Linked DNA regions of Homo sapiens: region 2 is linked to region 1. A link is a loop called in an ENCODE intact Hi-C map of the cell type or tissue named here. Cell type or tissue: IMR-90. All regions are shown on one strand. Each heading gives the region's core, and the rest is flanking DNA. Links, peaks and the distances in the headings are about the cores only.

Evidence for each region. Hi-C counts contacts between places; a loop is a spot of excess contacts. Peaks named below come from ENCODE experiments on the same cell type or tissue, not always from the same donor. Only the 100,000 strongest peaks of a DNase experiment are listed, where the experiment ranks them.
Region 2: a loop joins it to region 1, with 2.1 times the contacts of the local background. A loop is called at or near these places in 1 of 110 quality-filtered maps.

What each region holds. Positions count from the first base shown.
Region 1 is chr18:58,577,984-58,583,363 of GRCh38, reverse strand. ALPK2 (alpha kinase 2) reads left to right here. Exons shown (of 13, transcript NM_052947.4): 4 at 2,816-4,550. Among named protein-coding and RNA genes, the nearest start is that of SNORA108, 20 kb to the left of the region's middle. RefSeq lists enhancers at 1,233-1,733, 3,270-3,817. In IMR-90, for the core only: CTCF peaks have their summits at 1,915 and 2,579; DNase peaks (open chromatin) are centred at 1,893, 3,683, 4,103, 4,363 and 1 weaker place; H3K4me3 peaks cover 2,393 bases; H3K27ac peaks cover 3,975 bases.
Region 2 is chr18:58,714,895-58,720,274 of GRCh38, reverse strand. It overlaps MALT1 (MALT1 paracaspase), which reads right to left. Exons shown (of 17, transcript NM_006785.4): 9 at 4,308-4,340. The region is part of intron 1 of LOC105372146 (a long non-coding RNA gene); the gene reads left to right. Among named protein-coding and RNA genes, the nearest start is that of MALT1-AS1, 46 kb to the right of the region's middle. In IMR-90, for the core only: no CTCF peak of the experiment used is centred there; no DNase peak of the experiment used is centred there; H3K27ac peaks cover 144 bases.

The sequences.
Region 1 (5,380 bases), core at 249-5,248:
GTTCAGGCCATGACAGGAAGGGTGTTGGACGCGCCTCATTATACCCTCCTCTCTTTGTAGTTTAGGCATAACTGACCACCACTGACATTAAAATAGAGATCATAAGACTCACAGCAGACTCTGTAGCAGGAAGATACCCAACTCCAACCTGATTCTGGTATAGCATCACATCACAAAGAGCAGGTCCTAAAGAAAATCAGAGTATTTGACTCTAAAAATATATTTCTTTGATATATTTTTAAATGGCCCTGCAAAGCCATACTCTTGTGGGAGGAAATCTGCATTCTGTAGTGATTCTCCTTCCCTTTCCAGGTCTTTTCCCGATTCAGGAGAGAATCTGACACCTTCTAAGGTCCAGAGAGGACATTTACCATTTATTCCCTCTGAAGCCTGCTACTTAGGGGCTGCCTCTACATACAAGAACCTTGGCTTCCACAACCCACTTATCTTAACTCAACAATTTCTTTCTGCTGGCTTCAACTCTTTAGGGAAAGCTTAACTCTTCTGACCAATTACCAATCAGAAAATCTTGGAATCTACCTATGACCTATAATCTTGCCCCCACCCCCCACTTCAAAATGTCCCATCTTTCTGGGCTGAATCAACGTACACCTTATACGTATTGATTTATGCTTTGCCTGTAACTTCTGTCTCCCTAAAATGTATAAAACCAAACTGTAAAACTGACTACCTCGGGCACTTGTTCTCAGGACCCCTTGAGGATGTGCCCCAGCCATGGTCACTCATATTTGGCTCAAAGTAAATCTCTTTAAATATTTCACAGTTTTTTTTTTTTTTCGCCAACAATCTGGATGACATGAAACTGCAGCAATAGACATTTTTCTTCATCTGAGAAGAGTCCGCTTGAATGGCGGAGCCCTAAGCCTGATTGACAGTGATGAGGATGAGGCTGTCTCCAAGGGTAGGCCAAGGACAATTTGCATCAGAATGGCTTTGAGATCTTTAAAAGCAGATTCTCAGGCCCTTGACCTAGGGATTCTGATTCAAGAATTTTAAACAGAGTTCTCTGATGATTCTTCTGCATGATTCTTCAGCACCAGAGATATCTTTGTCTCGGTACTGCCCCCTTCTTGAAGAATTCGTCTGGTATAACATTTCTTCTTTGCAAAGTCAGAATAACTTAGTGAAATAGACAGGAGCGCAGGTATTGTTTTCTCCAGAAAGTTGCCTTAAATTTTATTCTATGTGTGCTCTTGGCCAAGGCAAAGCCCAGTATCAGCCATGGGTCAAGCTTGGCCAATCTCAGCCGCTCCTGAATGGCTTCTACCCAAGAGCCAGATTGCCAACTCAACAAGACATTATTGAAATTGGGATTAGATGTCTTTGCCTTCTGAAAATGAGACATATGTGAGCTGGGACTCAACACTTGAGGGTTTATGAGGACATATAGGATTGTGGAGGCAAGGGGTCCCTTCAGTGGGGAAGAGAAAGGATGACCATATTATATCTGTGTCTCACACTGACCCTTCCTGGGTTAGATATTTGTGTGTATTTCACACAAAGAACAGTGAATAAAGACCTAAGCATTGCCTCTCAGACCAAGCCAGACCCACAGCTCCTGCCTTCTAAAAATGATTGTTGACTTCTGGGCTGGCTGATACTTATAGTGAGGTCAGCAATATTACAATTACAATGCGGTCAAATGAGATTAATAAGGGTGCAACATACAAAACACAGGTAACAAGTTTTTACTGGGATTGCAGTGTCTGGAGAAGAGTTCCAGTGGGAAAGGACCCAGTAAAGTATGTCAGGCTGCAGGCTCCTTGTGATGCTGAACAATGATGGGAGGAGCCACAGGAGCAGCGTCCATCCTGAACTGAGAGAGCAGGCTTCGTTCCATCCAGCATTCTGTTCCTCCCCTGCTGGGCCAAAGCTGAAAACCTGGCTTGATCTATGTGAGTCAGAATGGCCTGTGGACATGGGTTTCCAGCCAGTGGAGCTCACGGGCTGTGGTTTAGACTTTTAGTCACATTCAATTAAAAAGGAAACAGCACTGTCCTTCATATACGTAGTCCTATCATGGTATTATCTTTACGGCCTCTAGCAAGAATGACACCCTCTTAGCAAGGTCTTCAAAAGATTTGAGGGTTCTCTATGCCATTCCAGTACATGAAGAATTGTATTTTACTTATTTGTGTACAATGTCTCACTCTAGAAAAATGCTTTTTCAAATTCCCGTAACATAAAAATGATGTAAAAGGCAAGAAGAAAAAATTAGAATATAAAACATTTTCCCCATTCATCTAAGTAATTCTCAGCATTTTATTCTTTTTTTTTTTTTAAAGTGAAAACAAGTTTATTAAGAAAGTGAAGGAATAAAAGAATGGCTGCTCCATAGGCAGAGCAGCCTTGAGGGCTGCTGGTTGCTCATTTTTATGATTGTTTCTTGATGATATGCTAAATAAGGGGTGGAATTATTCATGAGTTTTCCAAGAAAGGGGTGGGCAATTCTTGGAACTGAGGGTTTCTCCCCCTCTTAGACCATATAAGGTAATGTCCTGACCCTGCCATGGCATTTGTAAACTGTCATGGTGCAATCCTCAGCATTTTCCATTTGAGGCAGCGTTGAGGAAAGTTTCAAGGGAGGATGCTGATTGCCTAGGATTCTCAGCACTAGGGGCACCGGAGCCCAGAGGTCAGTTGCCTTTGGCCACAAACTCTTTTCCAGGGAGATCACAGATCTCCTTGAACATGCAGTAAAATGATGGTCATTTTCTCTGTGTGCCATGGTGTGAAAATGTTGGCATGCATGTCCAAATGTGGCAAACTTATCTATATATTCTCTTCATCCTAGCTGTACCAAAAATGATGCTGCTGTCTATCAAATCTCGGCTAAAAACTCTTTTGGAATGATCTGTTGTTCTGCTTCCGTTGAGGTTGAGTGCTCATCAGAGAACCCACAATTGTCTCCTAACCTGGAAGATGACAGGGACAGGGGTTGGAAACATGAAACAGGGACACATGAAGAAGAAAGGGCAAATCAGATTGATGAGAAGGAACATCCTTATAAGGAAGAAGAAAGCATCTCCCCGGGCACTCCCAGGTCAGCTGACTCCTCCCCCTCCAAATCCAACCATTCACTCTCCCTCCAGTCATTGGGCAATCTTGACATTAGTGTGTCCAGTTCTGAAAATCCTTTGGGTGTTAAAGGAACAAGGCACACTGGAGAGGCTTATGATCCAAGTAACACAGAAGAAATTGCAAATGGGTTGCTTTTTCTTAATTCAAGTCATATTTATGAAAAACAAGACAGATGTTGCCACAAGACAGTGCATTCCATGGCATCAAAGTTCACGGATGGTGACCTGAACAATGATGGTCCTCATGATGAAGGCTTACGCTCTAGTCAGCAAAATCCCAAAGTACAGAAATACATTAGCTTCAGCCTCCCGCTATCTGAGGCAACTGCACACATTTACCCAGGTGACAGTGCCGTGGCCAACAAACAACCCAGCCCACAGCTTTCCAGTGAAGACTCTGACAGTGACTATGAACTTTGCCCAGAGATAACCCTAACCTACACCGAGGAGTTTTCAGATGATGACCTGGAGTATCTGGAATGTTCTGATGTTATGACGGATTACTCTAATGCAGTTTGGCAAAGGAACCTGCTGGGGACTGAGCATGTTTTTTTATTAGAAAGCGATGACGAAGAGATGGAATTCGGTGAGCATTGCCTGGGTGGGTGTGAGCATTTCCTCAGTGGAATGGGTTGTGGGTCTCGGGTGTCGGGTGACGCTGGGCCTATGGTTGCCACTGCTGGCTTCTGTGGTCATCACTCACAACCCCAAGAAGTTGGGGTGAGGAGCAGCAGAGTCTCCAAGCACGGTCCCTCATCCCCACAAACAGGGATGACTCTCATTTTGGGACCTCACCAGGATGGAACGTCTTCAGTGACAGAACAGGGGAGATATAAACTCCCCACTGCTCCCGAGGCTGCTGAAAATGATTATCCAGGAATTCAAGGAGAAACCAGAGACAGCCACCAAGCAAGAGAGGAATTTGCCAGTGACAATCTGCTCAACATGGATGAATCAGTAAGAGAGACAGAGATGAAGCTCTTGTCTGGTGAGTCAGAAAACTCAGGGATGAGCCAGTGTTGGGAGACGGCAGCTGACAAGAGAGTGGGGGGAAAGGACTTATGGAGCAAGAGGGGTTCAAGGAAATCTGCCAGGGTGAGGCAGCCGGGAATGAAGGGAAATCCCAAGAAGCCGAATGCCAACCTGAGAGAAAGTACAACAGAAGGTACCCTTCATCTCTGCTCTGCCAAAGAATCTGCTGAGCCCCCACTAACCCAGAGTGATAAAAGAGAGACTTCTCACACCACAGCAGCAGCGACTGGTCGGAGTTCCCATGCTGATGCAAGAGAATGTGCTATTTCAACCCAGGCAGAGCAAGAAGCAAAAACCCTTCAAACTTCAACAGACTCAGTCTCCAAAGAAGGCAACACAAATTGCAAGGGAGAAGGCATGCAAGTTAATACTCTATTTGAAACAAGCCAGGTTCCAGACTGGAGTGATCCTCCTCAGGTAAGACTTTTCTTTTAAAGAAATTACGAGATAAAAAGAACCGTGTGTGTGTGTGTGTGTGTGTGTGTGTGTGTGTGTGTCTCTTCCTTTACTTCACATTCACAATTGCTATACCATAATGTAAATCAAAATAAGTTTCCCAACACCATCAGGGTACTTGTGCATGACAGCTGCTGCTGCTCGGAAGGAAATCTGGTTTTGAAAAAAAGGCCCAGATAAACCCTAAGCCATCCTAATTATAGCAAAAGACTGATAGAAGTTAAGAGGCACTAATGGGATTCTGGACAGCTGGAAAAAGAAATCTGATATTTTGTCTGCTGCATGTGTTTTACCAGGCAATGCCACTATTCAGAAAGTTTCTCAAGCAAATGTTTTGGGTGTAGCCTTTAAAGGAAGAAGGGGGAAAAAAACATTGTTTTTAGTCATTTGCAGGGAAGTGCTTTGAAAATGATAGGTCTTGGCTTTAATCAGAATTTGTGGTATGAATGAAAGACTTCAGTGTGTCTGAAAGACTTGTAGACTTCACTTTTTTTGTGATGCTAGGGAAAGCAGGCAGATTAACTGTTGCCTCACTGGTGGGATGTTTTTGATTGGATGTTTGTCTTATTTTGTTTAAAACAGAGTATAAAAGAGGCTAAGAGAAAAAAAGCTGCCAAGAAATAAATTTGTTTTCCCTTATTACTGATTTGGGAGTGTAAAGAGATGGAATTAAATTTATAGGAATAATCAATGCACAAAAGATGTTGTGCTTGATACATAACTTATATTTTTAATGATATTTTCAGTTTCAAAGGGTCCCAAATGAGCTTTGGACTTACGCTGTAATATGG
Region 2 (5,380 bases), core at 324-5,323, 140 kb before region 1:
AAAGAAAACTTCAAGACGGCAAATATAAAGCAATTTATAATGGTTTTCAAGTGATAACATAAATGAAAGAGTTTTTCTGTAGAAAAATATTTACTGTAAGAGCTACCCACAACTTCTTGAACACAAACAATTTATTGGAAAAGTGAAACAAAAATGCCAGTGGATTCAGCAAAAGAATAATGAAGCCACTTCAGAAAGACATTTTAACTCATGATCCTAAACGTCTTCCAAAGTTTAATGTAATATATTCTTCAAAAACTGGTGTTATATCATTAATCCCATGTCTAATAATTCTGATTATTATGTTACTTTTCTAAATAGAGTTAATATTCAGAAGCACCTAGAAAAGGAGCTGGCATATAGTAAATGCTATTAAGTATTTATTTAAAAATCACATGTATTAAATCTTTTAATGACTCTCCATGTCCTACAAAATAAAGTCCCAGTTTGATGGTGTGGGTGAGGAACAGGCAGCTCAGTATTGCTGGAAGGTAGAGGACTAGGGAAGGAGTGGCTGGGGGTTAGACTGGTGATGTAGTTTGGCATTCAAGGCCATTTGCATTCTAGTCCATGCCTATCTTTCCAGATGTGGTAGCAGGTAGCCCCCAGCAAACCACAGTATCCTTGCCCTTGTGTAGTACAGTCACCCCCACCTGTGAATCTGGGCTGTATCACGACTTTCTTTGAGCAACATAATATGTGTGACCCCTCTGCCAGTTCAGGGTCTAAGCCCTTAAAAGCTCTGACAGTTTCCACTTTGGAGATCCAGCCCGACATAAAGAAAACAGCTACATGGAGAGACCACTCAGGGAGGGAGAAGGAACCAAAGGAAAGAGGGAGAGGGAAACGAAGAGAAAGAAGTTGGGGGCGGGAAGAGGAGGGGAGGACAGAGAGAGACAGACAAGGAGAGGGAGAGACAGAGAGACAGAGTAAGAGGAAGAGAAAGAGAGAGAGAGAGGGAGGGAGATTTTTTCAGTCTTCACAGTCTTTCACCAACCCCCACTAAGGTGCCAGGTATGTAAGCAAAGCCATCTTGAATGTGGCAGTCCCAGCCTCATCTGACTGCAGTTGCATGAGAGACCCCAAGAAAGACCAGCAGAACCACCTGCTAAACCCAGTCCAACCCACAGAACAATGAGAGATAATAAAACTGATGCTGTTCTTAAGCTAGTAAATTTTGCAGTGTTATTCAGCAATAAATAACTACATTACCAGTATAGCCTCCAGCCACTCCTTCCCTAGTTTTCTACCTTCTAGCAATACTGAACTTTGTTCCTCACCCACACCATCTATTTCATGCCTCCATTCTTACCATGTCTTCACCCTTTTTTCCCTCTCCTTCATTTCTGAATGAACTCTCATCCCATATATTTTCATTTTATCCCCTTGAGAGCTCCCAATTCGTCCTTGAAAATCCTCACCTTGGCTTTGCCTCTTAGGTAAAGCCCTCTCTAACTCTCCTCGACTAATCTGATCACCATCTTCTATGAACAATTTCTAGATTCTTTACATATTTCTACTAGGCATGTAGCATGTACTATATTATTCATTTAATGTCTGCCTCCTATTAGTATCCAAAGCCTTGAATTCACAAACCAAGGCTTGTTCTCTTGTTTCATTAAGCAGCGGTCCCCAACCTTTCTGGCACCAGGGACCAGTTTTGTGGAAGACAATTTTTCCATGGACGGTGTCAGGGGAGGGGTGGTTTTGAGATGAAATTGTTCCATCTCAGATCATCAGGCATTAGTTAGATTCTCCTAAGGAGTGCACAATAGGGTTCACACTCCTATGAGAATCAAATGCCGCTGCTGATCTGACAGGAGGCAGAGCTCAGGTGGTAATGCTCGCTCACTCGCCTCCTGCTGTGTGTCTCAGTTCCTAACAGGCCACAGACCAGTTCTGGTCCACAGCCTGGGGGTGGGGGATGCCTGTCATAAAGCACAGATGAAACATTAGATAAATGTTTAGTGAACTTCAATGATAGAAGTTGACCTGATATTCCATTTATCTTGTTATTCTTTCAATTGGGACATGTTTGAGAAAGAATACCTGGCATAATGGAGCTAACGGAGGCTATGGAATGAGAGATAGATGGGTTTCAATCCTGTCTCAACTACTACATTGTATAATCCTGAGCAAGTTTTATTAAACACTTACAGTTTTAAATTTTCATCTACTAAAAATGAGGAAAAATACCTACATCTCAGGGTTAAATTAAACATTTCACTAGGTGAAAACACTTAGTTTATTAGCATTACTATTAAATGCATATTTGTGATTAAACCATCTTCAGCAACTAACCCAGTTACATTTGGATCTTGTCATTTTGTGTACCTAAGACATATGTATGCTCCTCTCTACAGAATATGATGGCTATGCCTTTGTTCAGAACACTATTTTAATAGGTATTTCTTAATCAGTGAGGTCTGTCTGGAGGATCTAAAGAAAAGATCATGGAGCTGGAATACATGAAAACTTACCACTATGAATGAAACATAGCAGGTTTCTTTTTTTTTTTTTTTTTTTTTGAGACAAGAGTCTTACTCTGTCGCCCAGGCTGGAGTGCAGTGGCACAATCTCCACTCACTGCAACCTCCGCCTCCTGGGTTCAAGTGATTCTCGTGCCTCAGCTTCCCGAGTAGCTGGGATTACAGGCGTGTACCACCACACCCAGCCTATCTTCTCTATTTTAAAGCTGAGATCTGCTACAGAAAAAGCACACAACTGATCTGAACCATTATAAATTCTTACTCTTTAAAAGTCTTAGTTGGACTCTCAATACACATTCACTTGTAGATCAGACTTGTAAGACCTTGCTTCCATTTTCTTTAGCCTCTAAGCCTCTGCCATAGAATAAGATCTATATTCAGCCTTACTTTACTCTTTTTCCCTCAATCTTTTTTTTTTTTTTTGAGACAGAGTTTCACTCTCGTTGCCCAGCTGAAGTGCAATGGCACGATCTCAGCTCACCACAACCTCCACCTCTCGGGTTCAAGAGATTCTTCTGCCTCAGCCTCCTACGTAGCTGGGATTACAGGCATGCACCACAATGCCCAGCTAATTTTTGTATTTTTAGTAGAGACGGGGTTTCTCCATGTTGGTTAGGCTGATCTCAATCTTCTGACCCCAGGTGATCCTGCCTGCCTCGGCCTCACAAAGTGCTGGGACTACAGGTGTGAGCCACCATGCCCAGCCTTTTCCTCAATCTTTTAAGCATATTACTACGCCTAATTACTTAGAAACAAAAAACATAAACTAAAAATGTCCTCAGCTTCCCAATAAATCTATCTGTTCACCAATCTCTCCTTCTTTTTAATCTCAAAAGAGGTTTCAACATTCTGATTAAAGCCAATTTCTCTTGTTTTCACCTTGGCCCAAATCCCTATCATCTCTTCTAGGAACTTGCTCTATAAATTGTCCTCTCTTTGATGGATCACTCTAATCTACACAGTCTCAACAGATACTTCCTTTCCAAATGTAAATATCCTCACATTTTCCCCTCCTACCAAAACACTTTGAATATATGCCCTATCTAGTTAATTTCAAACCACTCTTTCTTTCCAACAAATTAATATGTACTGTCTTCATTTGTTCACTTCTGAATCTTTCTTTTTCCACTATTTTATACATTGTATCCATGTTTAAATTCCCAGCATAACTCAGTAACTGACACATATTAGGCACTTTCAACATTCCACTCAAAGCCACCAATCACATCTTCAGTAGCTGAATCCAATGGACAAATTTTAGACATATTTTATCTGGCTTCTGCCAGCATCAAGCTGTTAGCTATTTTTACCATCTTTAAATGTTAATCTGCTAAACTTTTATCTGCTAAAGTTTTCTCCCTTACATTTTCTTGTCCCAGGCATTCTTCAAATGCAACTGTTCGTTTACATTTTATCCTAAATTCTTTTCTCTTTCCATTGGAGAAGACAGGGGAGCAAACGCTAAAGCTACTGCAGCCTTTGTGATTTCTATCCCTCACCAAGAGACAGCACTAACCACTTCCTCCTCTATGCTAACTATGCAGCATGTACATGTTTCTTTTTGTACGCATGTCTGTTTGCATATCGTGAGAAACACACAAATCACTCCACAGAAGTTGACTTGACCCTAGAAACTGAATTTGTAATCATTTTTAAGCCTCCTCTTCTAAACCTTCTTTTACAGATACAAAAAAATAAAACATTTGGTCCCAATGTTATTCACATTTCTTTAAAAAACCAAATTAAAATGTCTTAAATTCCTTCTGGAGTTATACACAATAATTATACTTTGATAATGCATTTTAAAGTTCTACTCACCCAAAGGCTGGTCAGTTGTTTGCTCTTTATTATCTATACAAAGATAAAAAAGCAAAACATGTAAGATCCATGGTATATTTCCAGAGTTAAAGATACATGAAAAGTATATAACATCAGCAGCATCACTTACAGAATATAGTTTCTACTCTTCAGATTTTTAATAAAAACACTCTTGAATGGAAAAAAACGATGGTGGTGTTCACAATAGGAAGTAGCAGTAGTTACCATTTCCTGATGCCTCAGCTGGCACCGTTCTATATGCTTTATATATAACAGATCTAATGAAACCTCACTCTACCCTATGAGGTGCCTACTATTATTAACCCCATTATATAGATAAGGAAATTAAGGCAGAGAGAGATTAAAGTCACTTGCCCAAAGTTATGAAGCTAGTAAGTAGCAAATCTGGATACTAACTTAGGGAGTCTCCTTCTGGATTCTATGCTTTCACCCTCTAGTATACATAAAATAAAATCCCGCCCCGCACCTGAAGCACCATGTAGGGAAAGATGTAGTTCATCAGTTGTGTGTCCACTACTGTCGGGAGATAACTTTGTACTACTGGTCAAATACATGCCACTGAAGCCTATTAAAAGCTTTCCCTATACAACATTCTTCTTTTAAACCTAAATTTTTGGTACTCCCTGAATTGTGGGAAATGAGGAAAAACTCAAAGGGCCAGGAAAATTTTAGAATCTTAGTGGTGGCTATTTACAAAAGTTTTTCTGAAATAACTTTTCATAATGTTCATTAAAGAAAAGCAAGAATTAACAGACTAATTTAGGAAAGGGGATTCTATCCAGACCCCCTATTCTCCCCCAGTAAGAGAAACAATTACTAGGATGGTTTTTGACAGTTCAAGACCTACTTGAGGCAGGTCTCATTGAGGCTTTATGTGAATTTGAGGACACTACAGCAAGGAGAATGACGCACAGGTAATGGGGACTTTCTGCTGTGTCTAGTTTGCTTATATACAGTCAGCACAGCCCAATGGCATTCACAATAATAGATGTTTGCTAATGCAATATGAGTATGACACTAAGCAAACTAGTAATGATGCTAAAATAATGAGA